2 separate regions of the Homo sapiens genome follow, and region 1 is linked to region 2. A link is a loop called in an ENCODE intact Hi-C map of the cell type or tissue named here. Cell type or tissue: GM12878. All regions are shown on one strand. Each heading gives the region's core, and the rest is flanking DNA. Links, peaks and the distances in the headings are about the cores only. Region 1 overlaps CD101-AS1 (CD101 antisense RNA 1). Region 2 has its middle 30 kb from the start of CD2.

Region 1 (9,533 bases), core at 856-8,855, 330 kb before region 2:
GTTTGGGAGGCTGAGGTGGGTGGATCACTTGAATCCAGGAGTTTGGGACCAGCCTGGGCAACATGGTGAAACTCCATCTATACAAAAAATAAAAAAATTATCCAGGCTTGGTGGAGCATGCCTGTGGTCCCAGCTACTTGGGAGGCTGAGTTGGGAGGATCACCTGAGCCCAAGGAGGTCGAGGCTTCTGTGAGCCATGATTGAACCACTGTGCTTCTGCCTGGATGACAGAGTGAGCCCCTGTCTCAAAAATAAAATATAATTCTGGGGTAGCACAGACACTCATTTTATTTTTATTTATTTTTCTTTTCTTTTTTGAGATAGTGTCGTGCTTTGTCACCCAGACTGGAGTACGGTGGTGTAATCATAGCTCACTCTAGCCTCAACCTTTCAAGCTCAAGCAATCCTCCCACCTCAGCCTCTGGAGTAGCTGGGACCACAGGTTTGTGCCACCACACCTAACTAATTTTTTGATTTTTTTTTTTTTTTTTTTTTTTTTTGTAGAGAGGAGGTCTTGCTGTGTTTCCCAGGCTGGTCTCAAACTACTAGGCCCAAGCAGTCTTCCTGCCTCAGCCTCCCAAAGTGCTGAAATTACAGGTGTGAGCCAACACACCCAGGAACAAGTCCAACCCCACAAAAGTGGAGCTTAATTCCTAGGAAAATGAAAGAATTATACTTTCTGTGGTCAGCATTGTGCTGGCTGGCATACATTAAACATGTCAGACCTCCATAAGATACCAGTGGTGAGAGGATGAGCTAGAACATTCACCTTTTGACATCTCGGTCACTACCTTATTGTTTTAAAATAATCAGCAATTCCAAGTTTCAAGTGATTTGTAAAATTCTAGCGGCTATGCTTTATTGATTATTTTTTAAATTAAATTGTTCAAATTTATGTTTCAAATGAGCAGATCATTCTAAGAATCATATTTACTTTTCTGAACTTCTGGTGTTTTTGCTTGTTGCTTTGGGATAGGATGGGAAGGAGTAATTTTAATTGGCAGATAAAAGATTGTTCCCTATTAGGCACATTCTGAGAGGGAAAGTCATATTCTAACTTTTCCTGAGGTGTGTTCTGAGATAGTACTTTTATATGCATTGTCACATTTAATTGTCACAACTAGCCTAGGGATGGGATTTTTTATCCCCATTTTTAAGATGAAGATACTAAAGTTTAGAGCAGTTAAGGAGGTGGCCCCAAGGCCAACTTACCTTACAGAGCTGCTCCTAAAACTTTGGAACCGGATAGTCCCCATGGATTAATTTTGACCTGGCTCAAAGTCACAAAGCTGACAGCAGCCAATCAGGGACTAAAGGCCATTTTTCAGAACTTTCAATCCAGTTCTTGCCACTATAGTATTTTTTCTTCTTCTTCTTCTTCTTTTTTTTTTTGAGACGGAGTCTCGCTCTGTCGCCCAGGCTGGAGTGCAGTGGCGTGATCTCGGCTCACTGCAACCTCCACTTCCCAGGTTTAAGCAATTCTCCTGCCTCAGCCTCCCAAGTAGCTGGGATTACAGGCACCCACCACCACGCCCAGCAATTTTGTGTATTTTTAGTAGAGATGGGGTTTCGCCATGTTGGCCAGGCTGGTCTCGAACTCCTGAGACCTCAGGTGATCCACCTGCCTCGGCCTCCCAAAGTGCTGGGATTACAGGCCTGAGCCACTGCGCCCAGCCTATAGTATTTTTATAAAGCATAAATTATTCAGCAATGCATTCAGATATTTAACCCACACATCGGTAAGTGTTTAGGTATTTGCTGTGGTGTAGAGACATGGCTCAACAAATCCAAGACAAAAACCAAAAACCCAAGTCCTGCCATTTTATAAATGACCACTAGGTAGCAGCCTAGTAACATAAAAACCAAACTGAGGCCCACCCTCCTCTGTTTCATTCTTTTTGTTTGAAGATATATAATGGTAATTCAATTTCATTTCATTTCATTTTGTGCCTTTCAAACATATGACTGTTTTCAACTTGTCCTTTGACATAGGCTCGATCAGGATGATACTATAGTGAGAACAAATGTGGTTATAATTTGTAAAGCCAAGAGACTTTACAAATTATTTTGTTATACCAATATTTTTTCAGTACTAGATTCCAAATTTCACTGTTCTTAAAATATTATTCCAAAAGTGGTTCAATGCAGGCTCTTTATCTTCTTCTTTTTTTTTTTTTTTTTTTTTGGTAAATGTACAGGTATTTTTTTCAGTTGGAGTCTTGTCTGTTACCCAGGCTGGAGTGGAGTGCAATGGTAGGATCTTGGCTCACTGCAACCTCCGCCTCCTGGGTTCAAGTGATTCTCCTGCCTCAGCCTCCTGAGTAGCTGGGATTATAGGCTTGTGCCACCACGCTCAGCTAATTTTTGTATTTTTAGTAGAGATGGGGTTTCACCATGTTGTCCAGGCTGGTCTTGAACTCCTGAACTCAGGTGATCCACTCGCCTCGACCCCCCAAAGTGCTGGGATTACAGGCTTGAGCCATCGCGCCCGGCCACAATTCTTTTTTTTTTTTTTTTGAGACAGAGTCTCACTCTGTTGCCAGGCTGGAGTACAGTGGCATGATCTTGGCTCACTGTAACCTCTGCCTCCTGGGTTCAAGTGACTCTCCTGCCTCAGCCTCCCGAGTAGCTGGGATTACAGGTGCCCGCCACCACGCCTGGCCAATTTTTGTATTTTTAGTAGAGATGGGGTTTCACCCTGTTGGCCAGGCTGGTCTCGAACTCCTGAACTCAGGTGATCCACCCGCCTCGGCCTCCCAAAGTGCTGGGATTACAGGCATGAGCCATCACACCTGGCCCACAATTCATTGTTTAAGTAAATTTATAAAGTTGTGCCATCACCACCAGAATCCAGTTTTAAAACATTTCTATCACTCAAAAACTTTCCTCAAAGCTGTGTGCAGTCAATCCCAACTGCCACCCCCAGCTAGTCCCAAGGCAACCTCTGATATGCTTTCTGTCTTTATAAGTTTGCCTTTTCTGGACATTTCATATAATGGAGTCATGTAATATGTAGTCTCTTGCCTCTGTCTTCTTTCACTTACATAATGCTTGTGAGGTTTACCCATGTTGCACATGTATCAGTATTTCACTCCTTTTTATTGCTGAGTAATATTCCATTGTGTTCATTCACCAGTTGGTGGACATTTGGATCATTTTCCCTTTGGAATTATTAGGAATAATATTGCTATGAACATTAATGTTAAAGTCTGTTTTATTGTTTTTGTTTTTGTTTTTTTGTTTTTTGTTGTTGTTGTTTTTGAGATGGAGTCTTGCTCTGTCACCCAAGCTGGAGTGCAGTGGCATGATCTTGGCTCACTGCAACCTCCAGCTCCCAGGTTCAAGCAATTCTCCTGCCTCAGCCTCCCGAGTAGCTGGGATTATAGGCTCGAGCCACCACGTAAGCTAATTTTTATATTTTTAGTAGGGACAGGGTTTCACCATGTTGGCCAAGCTGGTCTCAAACTCCTGACCTCAGGTAATCTATCTGCCTCAGCCTCCCTAAGTACTGGGATTACAGGCATGAGCCACCGCACCCGGCCTAACGTTAAAGTCTTTATATGAACATTTGTTCTCATTTCTCTTGGGCAGATAAACCTGTGAGTGGAATTGCTAGTTCATATGGTTAGTTTGTTTAACTTTTTAAGAAATTGCCAAACCACTTTCCAAAGTGGCTATACCATTTTATATTTCCACCAGCAACGTATGAGGGTTCCCAGTTCTTCATGTCCTCAACAATGCTTGTTATTGCGTGCCTTTTTTAGTAGGTATGAAGTGGTATCTGACTTTTGTTTGAATTTTGATTTTTCTATTGATGTGGCACTCTTTTTCGTGTGCTTTTTAGCCATCATCTTCCTCTTTTTAAATGGTCTTGAAAGTCTTTTTCCTTTAACGTTTGTATGGAACTTAAACCTAAGTTAAAATGACATTAATTGTTATTAATACAAAGACATAAAAAGACATAGTAATCATTTGTATAATGTTAAGTAACAAACATTATACAATGTACTATGTACTATGAGTATAGTCATGTCAATTTGTTTTTTTTTTTTTTTTTGGAGACAGGGTCTCACTCAGCCCCTCAGGCTGGAAGTGGTGCAGTCTCAGCTCACTGCAGCCTTGTTCTCCCAGGCTCCAGTGATCTTCCCATTCCAGCCTCCCGAGTAACTGGGACTACCAGAGCACACCACCACAGCTGGCTAATTTTTGTATTTTTTGTAGAGACAGGGTTTCACCATGTTGCCCAGGCTGGTCTCAAACTCCTGAGCTCAAGCAGTCTGCCGCGTTGGCCTCCCAAAGGGCTGGGATCATGTGTACACCATCACACCTGGCATCAAAACTATTAACTTTCAAGACTATATGCTGTATGATTCCATTTATATACCTCTGGGAGGTTGGGTTGGGAGATTGGTGCAGTTTTTATTTTCTACAACTAGCATGTATTGCTCTGTTACGATTTTTAAAATCCAATAAAGATATTGAAAGCAGTCACATAGAAAACAATAACAAAGAGGATGTACCAAAATAATAATAACAATGCTTATTTAAGATGGTAGGATTATTGGTGTTTTTTTCTTTTTTTCTCCCATTGTTTTATATGGCATATAATGTTATTATACTGTCAGCAGTAGAGCAGTCATAGGCCCCACGTCTCTGTACCTTCATCAGAACACCTCTTAAACTTGCCTAGTTCTCATCTTAGCTATTCAATCCTAACTTTCCTCTAATTAATCCTTTCTTTCTTATTCATGTCCTCCTACCCATTTTTTTGGTATCTAATTCAAGTTTTATACCAAGCTGTTTTTTCCCTCTTCCCCCTAACCCTATACCAGTTATTCTGCTTAATTCTAACCTTCTCCTCAACCCTCACTGCTCATTTGTTCCCTAAAACCTTCGCTGCTTTACACATTCAAGATAACCTAGAACCTGAAGACCTCCAGTGGCTATGTACTTGTTTTCTGGTGGCCATCCTGAGTTGTATTTCTTTTTTTTTTCCTTGTTTTTTGAGACAGAGTCTCACTCTGTCGCCCAGGCTGGAGTGCAGTGACATGATCTCGGTTCACTACAATCTTCGCCTCCCGGGCTCAAGCAGTTCTCCTGCCTCAGCCTCCCGAGTAGCTGAGATTACAGGCGCATGCCACTATGCCCAGCTAATTTTTGTATTTTTAGTAGAGACGGGGCTTCAACATGTTAGCTAGGTTGGTCTCGAACTCCTGGCCTCAAGTGATTGCCCACCTTGGCCTCCCAGCGTGTTGGGACTACAGGCGTGAGCCACTGCACCCGGCCTCTTGTTTGTTTTGTTTTCTGTTTTCTTTTTGTTTCTGAGTTGCATTTTTTCTGGAAAGCAACAAATGGCACTAAGGTGGATTCCAGGTTCTCAAGCTGAGCGTAAACAATACTACCCAATGCTCTGAAGACTTTTGCCATGAAGTTTTTAAGCCTCCTTGGATGCTGGGATCTTAGTAGCTGAGAAAACTCTGGCAGAGTTCTTCCTGGTTCTCCCTCCTTTTCCTTTCTGAGTTAACCTGGGAGCCAGAGCAGAGCAGCCTCTGGTTTTTGCTGCTATTTTTTAGTACTAAAATGGCCTTAAAGAACTCATCAACCTTTTAAAACATGAGTCAGGTTCTGTTACTTTGCCTATAACTCTTCAGTGACTTTCTGTTAAACTTAGAGAAAAAGGTTAAGTCATCCTTTTGGTTCCTACGGGCGCTGCACGGTTTGGCCCTTCCTGCTTTCACTCTCACAGACAGCCACGCCACTCCTCACCCATTATATTGCAGCCGCCCTAACCTGTTTTCTGTTCCTCAGTGTGCCAAGCTTTGTATTACCCTAAGGCCTGCATTCATATTGTGCTTTCTGCCTGGAATGCTTTCCTCAGTTCTTTAAAAACTTAGCCCTTCATCCTGTAGGTCTCAGCAAGCACCATCTCAGTGAGACTTGCCCTGACTACTTTATCTACAAAGGTTCTTCCTTGTTCTCTCTCAGTATCCGGTTTGCTTTCCACATAACATTTATTTCAGAGTTGTCTGTTGACTTGTTTATCGTCTGTCTTCTCCATGGACTATATGTGTAATTGCCAAGAAAGCAGGGACTTATTTCTGTTTGGCTCACTAATCACTGTATACACAGCATGTAAACATTCCATAAGTATCTGTTAAATGGAATGGATGAAATCATAGGGTAGAAGGAACCCTAAAGCCACCTAATGCATCCTCCCAAATCCCTTCCACAGCATCCCTAATGGATTCAGCATAGAAACTTCTGGTTATAGCAAGTTCTGTTTGGGTGTGTCGAAATGTTAGTTAATTCTAATGCATATTGAGCAGAAATCTTTCTGTCTGAAACTTCCACTTTCTTGTCATGTGGAATTAAACAAAATACACCTGATCCATTTTTACATCACTTTAAAATATATGAATATGACTATTTCATCCTCTCTGCACTTCACATGCATTCTCTTTGCCCAGAGAAACTTGTCCAACTGCATCAATTACTTTTCTCCCTCCGACACCCCCTCACCAGTATTTTGCTTTTTCTTTTTTGAGACAGAGTCTCACTCTTTTGCCCAGGCTGGAGTGCAGTGGCACGATCTCAGCTCACTGCAACCTCTGCCTCCTGGGTTCAAGCGATTCTCCTGCCTCAGCCTCCCGAGTAGCTGGAATTACAGGCACATGCCACCACACCTGGCTAATTTTTGTATTTTTAGTAGAGATGGGGTTTCGCCAGTATTTTTTGATGAATGTATGCTTAATTTGAGGCATCCCAAAGAAAATTCAATATGAAAAATGCCGTGGGATAATTATCTCCTTTATTTTGGATATGACCATTTTATATATGAAATGGAAAACTCTAAATCTTTTTCTCTGTTTTTTCAATAAGTATGTTATGCTAATAATATATATCAAGTGTGCAATCAACCAAAACACTGTTTTCATTTTTCATGCGTGAGCTCATCTCCCCTATCTGGTGCATCTAATTGCCTAAACTTAACTATGGATTCTATATTTCATGTTAATTTTGATTCATTATTCTAGGTTATCCAGATCTCTTTGAATCTTGTTCCTGTCAACTGACTTATTAGTGCCATCTCCTAATTCTGTGTCAACTTGACAAGCCTGCTGTCTTTCCCTTCATCCAAGTTGCCAATAAAAATGCTCAACAAGGCAGAGTGCTTTAGCAAGACCTGGAGAGATCTCCTACAGGTAAACACGTTGCCATGGTCTTTACACCTTGGGTATGATCATTCACCCAAGCATGGAGTCACATAGTGTCCACGTTGTTCCTCTTGTTCAAAGGCCTTGCTGCAGTTCATGCATGCGGAATCTATAGCTGTCCCATGACTTACCAGCCTAGCAGAAAGCAGCACATCAGAAAAGGAAGTGAGTTTAACTTGGCATGTCATTTTCTTTCTTTCTTTTCTTTTTTTTTTTTGAGACAGAATCTCGCTCTGTCACCCAGGCTGGAGTGCAATGGCACCATCTCGGCTCACTGCAACCTCTGCCTCCTGGGTTCAAGCGATTCTCCCGCCTCAGCCTCCTGAGTAGCTGGGATTACAAGCGTGCGTCACCACTCCCGGTCAATTTTTGTATTTTTAGTAGAGATGGGGTTTCACTGTGTTGGCCAGGCTGGTCTCGAACTCCTGACCTCAGGTGATTCGCCCGCCTCGGCCTCCCAAAGTGCTGGGATTACAGGCGTGAGCCACCGCGCCTAGCATGGCATGGCATTTTCTTGGTGAGCAGCACAGGAAGCAGCCCAGAGGCCTCAGTGGGGTGGCTCTTCAGAACAGAGGCCCTCGCCTCACACTAGGCTAGTGATTCAGTCACACCACCATCTCCTACGTCAATTTGTCTCACAACACTGTCATGTCTCACTTCTTATAGAATCTGTCGCCTCCTTTCTCTCCCTCTTGGTGCTCTCTCAAGGTTTACATGCATTTGGATGAAAGCTAGGAAGGTTCTAAGTTGTAAGTGAGGGATTTGCTGCGTCTCTCAAGGAGAAGAGGAAGTTACCTCTTTTGATGAAGATCCAAGGCATCCTCCACTGTCACGTGGTGCAGAAGCAGACATCCCCTTCAAAAGATCTAGCTCTTCCCAGCTCTTCTGTTCCTCTTTAGTACTTTCTCACCCTCCCTTGCAGACTGAACTTCCACCTAACTCTAAGCGGAAGCCCACACACCTGTTTCCACACACAGTAAGACAGGACTTCTCCTGTCTGCTGTACCACAGAGACAGGCCTTGCCTCAGTGTGGTGGGGCTTGCTGCCTCCCCTGGTGTCTGAAGGGTTTCTTCCTGCAAGCACTCAGCCTTCTTCCTTCTCTGGGTCAGCAGTTTCTTCGGGAGCTGCAAGCACTGCTGGCACGGTGGATCCGAGAGACCCACTTGAGCCTCAGAGCAGAGCTGGATGGGGCAGAAGCTGGTCAATTCTTTTTTCTCTGTAGTTTGTTGGCTTTTATTTCTGCCTTCTCACTCTTATGTGCTAATTGTCACTGTTTCTTCTCTCTGTTTCTCTTCTTCTCCTGCTTTCCCCACTATCCTCCCTGCTCGACCCTCCACATTTCTCCTTGAGTTCAGGGCAGACAGAAACAGCATTAATGATCAGCTGCAGAGGAGGAGGTGTCAAGGGTTTCTGTATTCCCACCCAGAGCTCTGCATGCATGTTTAAGCAATCCCTTTCCATCTTTACACTCTTTCATGATGACACTGTTTCTGACACTTCAGTGATCACCTATTTCTGATGGAAGAGCTGGAGCATTGCTAAGTGGCAGGTGGGGAAATTCTACTCAGTTCACTTGACTGGTTTTGCTCTTAAGTTGTAATCCTACCCAAGTGTACACATGCACAGTAAAAAATACCAAACCTGTAGCACTCAGATAACTTACTCCATCTGAACTATGTTAACAGACATGAAGAGTGCACACCTTGGATAGGTACAGGACAAGCCACAGTCCAGTTCATTAATTATGCTGTCAATTTGGCTATAGTCTGAATGATGTTTCCCATAATTCACATATTGAAGTCCCAGCCCCCAGTGTGTTGGTATTTGAAGATGGGGCCTTTGGGAGATAATTAGGTTTAGATGAGGTCATGAGGATGGGTCATGATGGTATTAGTGCCCTTCTAAGAAGAGACCAGAGAGTTTGCCTTCTTTGTCATGCCATGTGACTACACAGTGAGAAGGTGGCTTGTCTACAAGCCAGAAAGAGAGTCCTCACCAAAATCCACATCATCTGGCACTTTGACTGGGACTTCCAGCCTACAGAACTGTGAGAAAATGAGTATCTGTTATTTCAGCCACCCCATCGGTGGTATTTTGTTATGGCAGCCCAAGCAGACTAATACAGATTCCAAACTAATTATTTGCTATCTGCCATAATAGTTGTTTTCCAAATGTGCCATTTGCACTCAAATCTACATGTAAATTGAAACAGGTAATTAATATAGGTACAATGTACCTCAGAATAGGAGTCTCTGGTGATGCCATTTCTCATTAATTCCCATATATTACATATCTTTACTTGGAACTCTTGGGTTAAA
Region 2 (9,533 bases), core at 1,007-9,006:
GGCCAAGAGGCACCAATAGCCTGTAGTATCCAGCATGTAAATCATTCCTTTTTCTTTCTAAATCTTTCCAGCTAAACCCTCTGCCTGCCTAATATTCCCTCATAATTCAGATATTTCTTGCTAGAGAGAGAGTTGTAGGAATAGGTTCAACTTTTGGCTAACATCAAGGATTAGGCCACTCTCATCTCCCTTAATTGCATTACAAAAGAAAACTGAAATGTGAGGACAGTGCTTACCCAAAGCAATAGGTAATGCTGGTGGCCTTTCTGACAGTGACTGGCTACAGGGAGTAGCTGGGGAAGTACATGGGCTCAGGGAAGGCAGGGCCAAGGAGGCCAAGTCCTATTCTCTATCTCAGCAGCAATGGGAAGCTGCTGAGAGGTCTAAGTAGCAGGTGACAGGGTAGGTTCGAATTTTTAAAAAATTACTCAGGTTTCGATGTGTATATAAATTGGAGTGGGCCATGTGATGTGAATACAGGTCCAGGTGACAGATGAGCCTGGGGCTCAGATTAGTGCAGAGGCGGTGAAGATGGAAAAGAAAATGGGCAGGATGTAGTGATGAGCTGAATATGATGGTGTGGAGTCAGGGTATGGAGAGGAAGGTATCAAAAGGGACACCTTGGGGTTTGGAATCACGTGTCTGGATGGGGATGCACTAACCAGGATGGAAAGCCCTAGAAGAGGACCCGTGGTGAGCCTTACCCAACCCTCAGCTCCCCTTGTTCTTGCATGTAGACCTGCCCAAGGGCCATTGGAGGTACCAGTGCTGCCACCATCACCCTGATTGACCCAGAAACTGATACTTTGATAATCAACAGGCCATGTCATGTCCAGCTCCCCCAATGGAGGGACGTGGCACTGTCAGACAATGTGGCCTTGGTGTTTTAACTTTGGTCATTCTGTATTGTGTTTGCTAACTTTTGGGGATGGGGGTGGGGAGGAGGAGAGGCTAACAATTAAGATAAAAGAACTGAAAGGAGCTTCGACTTGGCAAAAACATATTGAAGAGTTACATGATCAATCAATCATAAAGCGTTGAAATTGGAAGGAAACTTAGTAAAAAAAAAATCTTTTCCAGAGCAGTTTTGACAGTAGTTCAAATACCCTCTGCTTTAGTGTTTCCAATCCTAACAGCAAACTGTCTCAAAAAGCAGCCGGTTCCATTGTCAGAGGACTCTGATAGAAGGAGACAGGGTTTTCTTGTATTGAGTTGAAATTTATCTCTGAGCAACTTCCACTCATTTGTCTTGGTTCCATTCTCTGGAGGGAGAGTAGGTCAACATCCCTTTTAAAATGTGGTGCCCAGAAAGCAACATAAGACTCCAAATGTGGTCTGATTTAGTTAAAGCCCTGTAGGGAATTTAGAGGGGGAAGAAAAATAAAGCCACTGAGTTAACCAGCTTTAAAAAATGACAGTCATAGAAAGCTCCCATAAGTGGAACCTTAGAATCATAAACTAAAGAGAGCCTTTGAAAATACCCAGCTGGTTCATTTCCTTGCAGAGGAAAATCACACCTAAACCTGTCTAACCCAGAGATACTGACCTATTTTTTAAGATCTCTAAAAGCAAGTGTTCCACTGATGTTTATTGCAGAGAGATTTCTTACAAATCAATCATTATAAAATATCTTCAAATCACTGTTTTCTAGTAGACTAATTTGTTTTTACATTTTCCTCTTTCTCTTGCTATTATCTTTCCTACCACATAAATTGTCTTCCTAATGAAGCCGCTTATTGTATCATATTCTGGGAGTGCATGTTCATCTGCTCCTGTAGTGTTTCAGTTCCTACTGCATTAATTAACTGCGCTTCCTCTATTATTTTCCTCTTTTTTGCATGCGATCCATGGCATTTATCCTTATATTGTTGCATAATGCTTTGTGCGATGGATGTGTTCTCAAAATTGTGTGCGAATCTAATCTCTGTAAATTGAGTCTCTTCAATTAGAAGTGCCTTCCAAATGCATTTCAGATGTTCATTATTTAAAGTCACTCTGTGGGAGGTGGCTTGGTAGAACAGGAAACACAGGACCTTTGGGTCTTCCTCTTACAAGCTGTGTGACCTTTACTGGTGACTTTATCTACCTGAGCCCCAGTTTCTAATCCATGAAATGGGGACAAAAATGCCTTCTCTCAATATGTTGTTGTGGACAATAAGTAAGCTAAGAAAAAATTACTGCAACTTAAAAAATAGATGTCTTCTTGTCTTTAAAGCAAAGAGTCCTTTTTAAAGAAAATAATACTCTCAAAAATCTATTTTGCAAGTTCAGATGTTTTTGCATCACATGTTCTTAAAGGAGAACACAAGCATATTTTGACTTTACTGTCTGGCTGTGGCAGCTTTCTACCAAACTTCTTGGATTCATGCCTCTAGAACCGTGTCTTGTCTGGGCTGACTTTCTCATCTGCAGAGGTGAACATGTGCAGCGTTCATGGCCATCTTGCTGTGTCCCTGCTTTTATCACTATGCTTGAGTTCTTGAAGCTTAAGTTACATCCCTTCTGTTTTCATTATCATTTAAATATCTCTTTCTGAATATCCTAACCTGCTCGTTTCCATGTTATTTGGATCCTTTTTGTTTCCCCAAGAATCACCCATCTCTCCTACCTGACTCTGAGTTCCACAGGCCAGGAGTAGTGCATGAATGAATGGCTAATGACCCTCATTGAGAAATTCTTTCTATAGCCTGACACATGGAGCAATTCACTTCAACTCTCTGAGATTCCATTTTCTCATCTGTAATATTAGGATATACAATGATATCAGTGGTTTCCAGGAGGCTGGGGTACCTTCTCCTTGGGGGTCTACAATGATAGCAATGGAGCAATGTTTTTAAAAGCTCAAAAGAAAGTGCATGTGTTGCCAGTTAAGGCTATGTTGCCTAATATGAACACTGTCTCTTGCTCTGGTTGAATGATGTCAACTCTGCAGGTATCATAGATAAAATCATGTTGCTTAGCATGTGTATCCATCAAGATTCTTGGCTGCATGCAATAGAAACCAAGTCTAGTTGACTTAAGCAGAAAATAATTGCTTTGGGAAAATGTCTGCCAGCTCCAGAGCAAATGAAAAGACAGGAAGACCAGACTCTGGATATGCGCAGTAGCCAGGAAAAGCTGAGCAATGAAGAGCTCAGCCAAGGTCACACCACAGAAGCGGCATGGTTGGGATACCACTGGACACCAGACACCGACCCACTGGAACCACCAGGACATGGGATGTCACTGCCCAGTGGACTGCATTCCAAACCATGGTTGCTGCTTTGTGTTACTTGCTCCAGATGCAAAGTCCCAGGTGAGACCATCCAGTTGGCAAATTTTTTTTTTTTTTTTTTTTTTTTGAGACAGAGTTTTGCTCTTGTTGTGCAGGCTGGAGTGCAATGGCACGATCTCGGCTCACCGCAACCTCTGCCTCCCGGGTTTGAGTGATTCTCCTGCCTCAGCCTCCCGAGTAGCTGGGATTACAGGCATGCACCACCATGCCCGGCTAATTTTTTGTATTTTTAGTAGACACCGGGTTTCACTATGTTGCCCAGGCTGGTCTCAAATGCCTGACCTCGTGATCCACCCACCTTGGCCTCCCAAAGGGCTGGTATTACAGGCGTGAGCCACCGTGCCCGGCAGAGTTGGTAAATCTTAAGCCTTGTGTGCCCTTGTCCAGCTGCTGAAGGACAGGGACAACAAGTATTAGGCCATCAGAGGCTCTATTTTATTAGGAGAATTCCCCAAATATAAGAAGGAGATCAGCTGCTGGACAGCCCACAAAACGAAACAAAGCAAAATCCACTATGGTTGCTAAATGTTTATTTTTTGTTTATTTATTGATATATTTTTTTGAGACAGGGTCTTACTCTATTGCTTAGGCTGCGGTGCAGTGGTGCAATCATAGCTCACTGTAACCTCAAACTCCTGGGTCAAGCAATCCTCCTGACTCGGTCTCCCAAGTAGCTAGGATTAGGACCATAGGCATGCATCACCACACCCAGGTTATTAAATGTTTTTTATGACCAAAAACACCAACAAAACTTAACTGACGGTAGAAACACAATATTTTGGAACACGAGATCAATGGAAGAAAAAAATAATGAACAGGTTTAACGATTAAAAAAAAAAAGACTGACTGGAACAGGTATCTCTAATGTTGTTCACAGACTTAGACGCCCCCTGCAGGCAGGATGAAGGAATAAAGACTGGACTGATTTTCTCAAGCCCTTTCTTTCATTGACTATATGCCATAATAACCTGGACTTGTAGAATTAATCACTGCTTAGAAATAACTAGCTCATAGCTGCTACACATAAGAGAAAACAAAAGTAATAAACATGGTATGGAGGTCCTATGGTTTGAATGTGTCCCACAAAGTTCATGTGTTAGAAACTTAATCCCCAAACCAACATTATTGGGAGGTGGGACCTTTAAGAGGCTCTGCCCTCGTGAATAGATTAATGCTTTTCTCGCAGAAGCGTGTTCCTGGATAAAAGGATAAGTTTGGACTGCTTCCTGGTCTCTCTCGTGTCCATGCTTTCTTGCCCTTCCACCTTCCACCATGGGATGTCACGGCAAGAAGCCTTTCACCAGATGAAGGCCCCTGTACCTTGTACTTCCCAGGCTTTAGAACTGCAAGAAATAAATCTCTGTTCTTTATAAATTACCCAGTCTCAGGTATTCTGTTATAGCAGTACAAAACAGACCAAAACAAGTGGTTTCTTTTATATAAAAGAAATCTGAAGGCGGGCAGGCCCAGGTTGGTACCGTGATTTCATGGTGTCCATGAACCCAGGCCTCTTTTGTTTTTGCTCTGCCATCATTAGTAGTACAGGGCTCCCATCCTCAAAGACACTTCCTTAAGGCTGCTGGAGCTCCAGCCATCATGTCTGAATTCCACATAGGAAGTAGGAGGAAAGGTGAAGGGACAAAAGACAAGAGAGAAGATATAAACTGTCTGACCCCTCTTAAGACTTCCTGAAAGTCCTGAAATGTACATTTAGATTTAACAATGTCTGCTTGCATCTTATTGACCACCCTTAACTGTAAGATAGCCTGGGAGTTGCGGTCTTTTATTAGGGCACATGGTCACTCAAACATTGTGTGAGCAACTAGCAGTCTTCACTTCCCCAGGGAAGTCTCAAAAGTAGTGAGAAGTTTGGTTTAGAGGCCTTTGACTCTCCCTCTGCTCCAACTTTGTCCTCCCCTGAGTCAACTTTATGTGATATCACTTAGGACAAGGGAAGCTTCCAGGGAAGACACCAGCACTGAGGTCTTAGGACCACCTCTCTGCAATGTCTAGAGAGTGGTATGAGCCCTTTGAGGAGCTTCCTAGGAAATAACCAAACACTGAACATTTATTGAGCATTAACCTTCTGCCAGGCACTGTGTGAAGTGCTTTATCTCCACCCTGTTACCCCATCCTCACAACTGCTCCTCGAGGTAGGCACAATTGTGCCCATCCTGAAAATGAGGGAGCCAAGGATACGTGGCCATAACTTGCCTGATTACAGTTAGTGAGTAGGGACCAGGATGGAAACGTGTGTTTATCTGACTTCTGAGCCAGGATCTTAACCAACACGCTGCAGCTGTGCTGTCCCATACAGTGTCACTGGTCACACGTAGCTGTGTACACTTAGATTTAAATTAATTAAAGCAAAGTCAAATTTAAAATTCAGCTCTTCAACCATGCTGCCAACATTTCAAGAGCTCAGTAGTCGTGTGTGGCTAGTGGTTACCATCTTGGGCAGCAAAGCTATAGAACATTTTCAACATCACAGAAAGTTCTATTGGACAATGCTGTGCCAGAGGAATGGATCATTATTGACTTTCATTCGTCATCACAAATGGGATGATGAGAAACTTTTTTCTTGCCCTAGCCTCTTTTCCTGTTTTCCAGTTGTCTTGTCTTCATATATTATACAGCCCAGCCATACAAAGAGACAGAAGAAATTCTGAAGAAGCAAATACCAACCGAAGTTGAAAGTGGCCGCTTGTGATATTTCTACTGCGACAATACTTTCCACTCTGGGGTAGGGGACCATTGTGGAGGGCAGGGCAGGCTTGGTGGGGAGGATGTTCCCTGGTGTCTGCAGTCAGCTCAGCTCACAGGGTGAGCACTAGATGGCATGAATTCCTGAGCACAAAACCCTCTTATTTTTTAATTCTGTTGTTTAGCTTTTCTCTCCTTTCCCTACTTCGACACATGCCAAATGTGTTTCAGTTTAAACCTGCACTTTTAAAAGGTTGCAAAGCTCCCAGCTGCTGCAAAGTCAGGTTTTTCAGAACACATTTGCATCTTTTCTCAGTTGCTGCCTTAATTACACATAATAAAGGTATTTAGTTATAGACAAATAGCTGATGAGCCCGAACTATAATGAAAAGGTCTTGCCAAAAGCCATTTCCCTTGTCAAGAGAGAACTTGCTCAAAGACAGTGGGAAGCTGTGATTCATTCTTATGCCACAAGTGTTACTACAAGAAATTCAGTTCACTGGGAGTGGCTGGCACACAAACTTCAAGCAGTGACAAAGTCCAGAGTTCTCAGCTGTTTTCTGCAGCCACCACTGATGCCTTGACTAGAAATGTGTGATGAGAGAAGACCAACACCATTTGTGACTGGTTTAACAGGAGTCAGCAAACTTTGCAGCTGACCACCTATTTTTGTTAATAAAGTTTTATTGGAACACAGTCATGCTCATTCATTTACACAGTCACGCTCATGATTTATGGCTGCTTTCATGAGACAACAGTAGAGGTGAGTAGTTGCAGCAGACGCCATATGGCCTGCCAAGCCTAAAGTACTTAATAGATGACCCTTTCCAGACAAAGTTTATTGGCCCCTGGCTTAGAAGGTAGGAGTTGGACTAAATTGGAGTTCTCAGCCCTATCTCTGTAGGAGGGCTGGCACTGACCTTTCCCCTCTCACCTGGCCAAGATGACCATCTCTCCCCTGCATGACAGCCCTACCTTCTTTCTGCCTACCTGTCTACCTCCTGGCCTCCTGCATTCTATTCTCCTCAGCACAGCCAGAGCACGCCCCTTTGGAACATAAGCCATTTCATGTCACTCCCTTACTCAAAGCCCTTCAAGTGCTTCCCATTTCACAAAGAGTAAAATCCAAAGGCCTTCAAGTGGCCTGCAGGGCCCTATATCAGCTTCCCCGGCCATCCTAGCCTTCTCACTGAGCCTCAAACTGGCAGGCACTGTCTCCACTCAGAGGCAGAGGTGGCTCACTTGCCACCAAAAATGCCCATCATAGTGTGCCCTTGCTGCTGGAGGCAGCTGCCTAGCAAGATGCCTCAGCATTCAGGTGTGGCTGAGGAGTGGTTCTCCACAGCAGAACATGACGCGAAGTGGTGCTAGTCACTCCTACTGGGGGTGTGGGGAGGGGGTGTCTTAGGAACCATCTGTGCCTTCTCTACTCCCCATCTGCCCACTTACTGGGGAGGAGTTTGGGACCCTTGGAAATGCGAAAGCCACAAGATGGAAGTTGTTTGGATGTCTGGACCCAAATGAAGACTGCTGTCCATCAACCAGCAACATCATGTTGAACTGGAGCATGAGCAAGAAGTAAACATTTACTGTGCTGTGCTCTTATTGTGAAGTTTGGGGATGTGTTTGTCATGACAGTTAGTAGTACTGTAACTCACATAGGGCCTTTGTTCCTGCTGTTCCCTTTGCCTGAAATGCTCTTCTGCAAATACTTGCATGACTTTTCACTTCCTTCAGGTCTCTGTTCTGATGGCATCTTATCCGAGCAATTTCCGCAGATTACCCCATATAAAATAGAAGCTCACCCACCCCAGCATTCCTCTCTGCCTGACCCTCTTTTCCTTTTCCTTTTAGCACACATCGCTTGGCACAGACTTTACCAGCTCGTGGCTCGGTGCCTGAGTTGTTTGCTGTCTTTCTCCCTCCACTAGAATGTAAGTTCCATGAAGGCTGCCATCTGGTCAGGGTGTTTCCACATGCCCCCACCACTTAGTATGGTGGCTGTCACAGTGTGGGGGTGCCATAAATGTTTGATGGACACATAAAGAAATGAGTGAACAGACCAGCAATCTGGCTGTCTTCCTGATTATGTACACAAGGATGAATGGGGAAAATAGCAAGGTTTGGGGTAGGCGGTAGGGAGGAGAGAAGAAAGCAGAATGACACAAGTGGGGTGATTTTTTTGCAGTTTTTAATATTAGGTATTATTTGATGCCAGAGACAATACATGCACCAGCCATAGGGGGCCCCAACTGTCAAGGTGCTGCAAGTCCATGAAGGTGTGAGACTGGGAAACAGGTGGCACACACTGGGAGCATGGCTATGTGTTCTGCAGGGATCTCTGAGGCTCAGGGATGAGCATCATGATTAGCCTGTGGGTCAGGGAAAGCTAGGCAACCCCTAGGAGGAGTCGGCAAGAAGGAGAATCCAGAAGAGGCACTCCTGGCATCATGAAGAGCAGGTGAATTTCCACAGCCTGGTGAGTTGGAGGAGCCCTGAGCAGTTTGATACAGCATGAACCTAGAGGAAGGTGGCGGGGAAGGGAGGGGAGGCAGACAGGCCTGTGGGGCCCAGATCATGAACAGACTTGTTTGTTATACTAGGAAGTTTGAACTGTATGCTGAAGGCAATGGGAACCAAGCAAAAGAGGTTCAAGCAGGCCGATGGCATAATCAGATGTGCATTTTATGAGGCTCTTTCTGGCAGCAGCCTGTAAAAAAGATATGCATGGAAGTGAGATTAGAGGCCAGGTGAGGCAAATATATCAAGATGTCCTAGGGGTGGTCCAGGAACCCAGCACCAAATGGCTTTGAGACAATGCAAACCATGTGGCCTAGCTCTAGCCATGGGAGCCTGGGAAGCTGTTTTCACTTTCTTTCTCCCTGTGCCAGGTGAGGGGGTGGGTGCCATCTAGATCTAGTTTCATAAAACCTTGGGCTCCAGGAGAAGGCAAAGATTTCACGCAATGACATCTTGAAACCCTGATTGGGCTTCATGTTCTGCCTTTTTTCACCAACCAGGGGGGTTCCTATGGGGATGGTGGAGCCCTGAGGAACTGTTACCAGAAGCCAGTGCTGAGGCATAGGCCAAGGACCTTGAGGTCCAACTGAAAGGGAGGATATTTGGGAGGCCCAGGTGCCAGGTCGATCATGTTTTAAATGAAGTGTCTAGGGCCTTAGCATCTGAGGGGTGGCCAGAGAGGGGACTTTCAGGGTATGTAGACAAGGCAGCTGCATTTCAGCTGATTGGGGTTGGCATTCTCCAGGAGAATCAGCTGAAATGCAGCTGACTGGGGTGCATCCTTCCCAGGAGAGGCCAAGGAAGAGAGGGGAGATGTCAGGAATGGGTATCTGTAGCAACCCAAATGTCAACAGGAGATCTTTTTTTTTTTTTTTTTAATTTTTTTTTTTTTTATTATACTCTAAGTTTTAGGGTACATGTGCACATTGTGCAGGTTAGTTACATATGTATACATGTGCCATGCTGGTGCGCTGCACCCACTAACGTGTCATCTAGCATTAGATATATCTCCCAATGCTATCCCTCCCCCCTCCCC

Evidence for each region. A loop is a pair of places that touch in the nucleus more often than their neighbours do. Peaks named below come from ENCODE experiments on the same cell type or tissue, not always from the same donor. Only the 100,000 strongest peaks of a DNase experiment are listed, where the experiment ranks them.
Region 1: it touches region 2 in a loop (5-fold over the local background); 102 of 110 quality-filtered maps call a loop at or near these places.

What each region holds. Positions count from the first base shown.
Region 1 is chr1:117,047,836-117,057,368 of GRCh38, reverse strand. CD101-AS1 (CD101 antisense RNA 1) reads left to right here. Exons shown (of 4, transcript NR_110786.1): 2 at 7,035-7,202. Among named protein-coding and RNA genes, the nearest start is that of CD101-AS1, 6.9 kb to the left of the region's middle. RefSeq lists an enhancer at 5,295-5,384. In GM12878, for the core only: a CTCF peak has its summit at 1,836 (motif pointing right); DNase peaks (open chromatin) are centred at 1,868 and 5,788; H3K4me3 peaks cover 1,053 bases; H3K27ac peaks cover 1,740 bases.
Region 2 is chr1:116,719,576-116,729,108 of GRCh38, reverse strand. No RefSeq gene overlaps it. Among named protein-coding and RNA genes, the nearest start is that of CD2, 30 kb to the left of the region's middle. In GM12878, for the core only: a CTCF peak has its summit at 4,162 (motif pointing left); no DNase peak of the experiment used is centred there.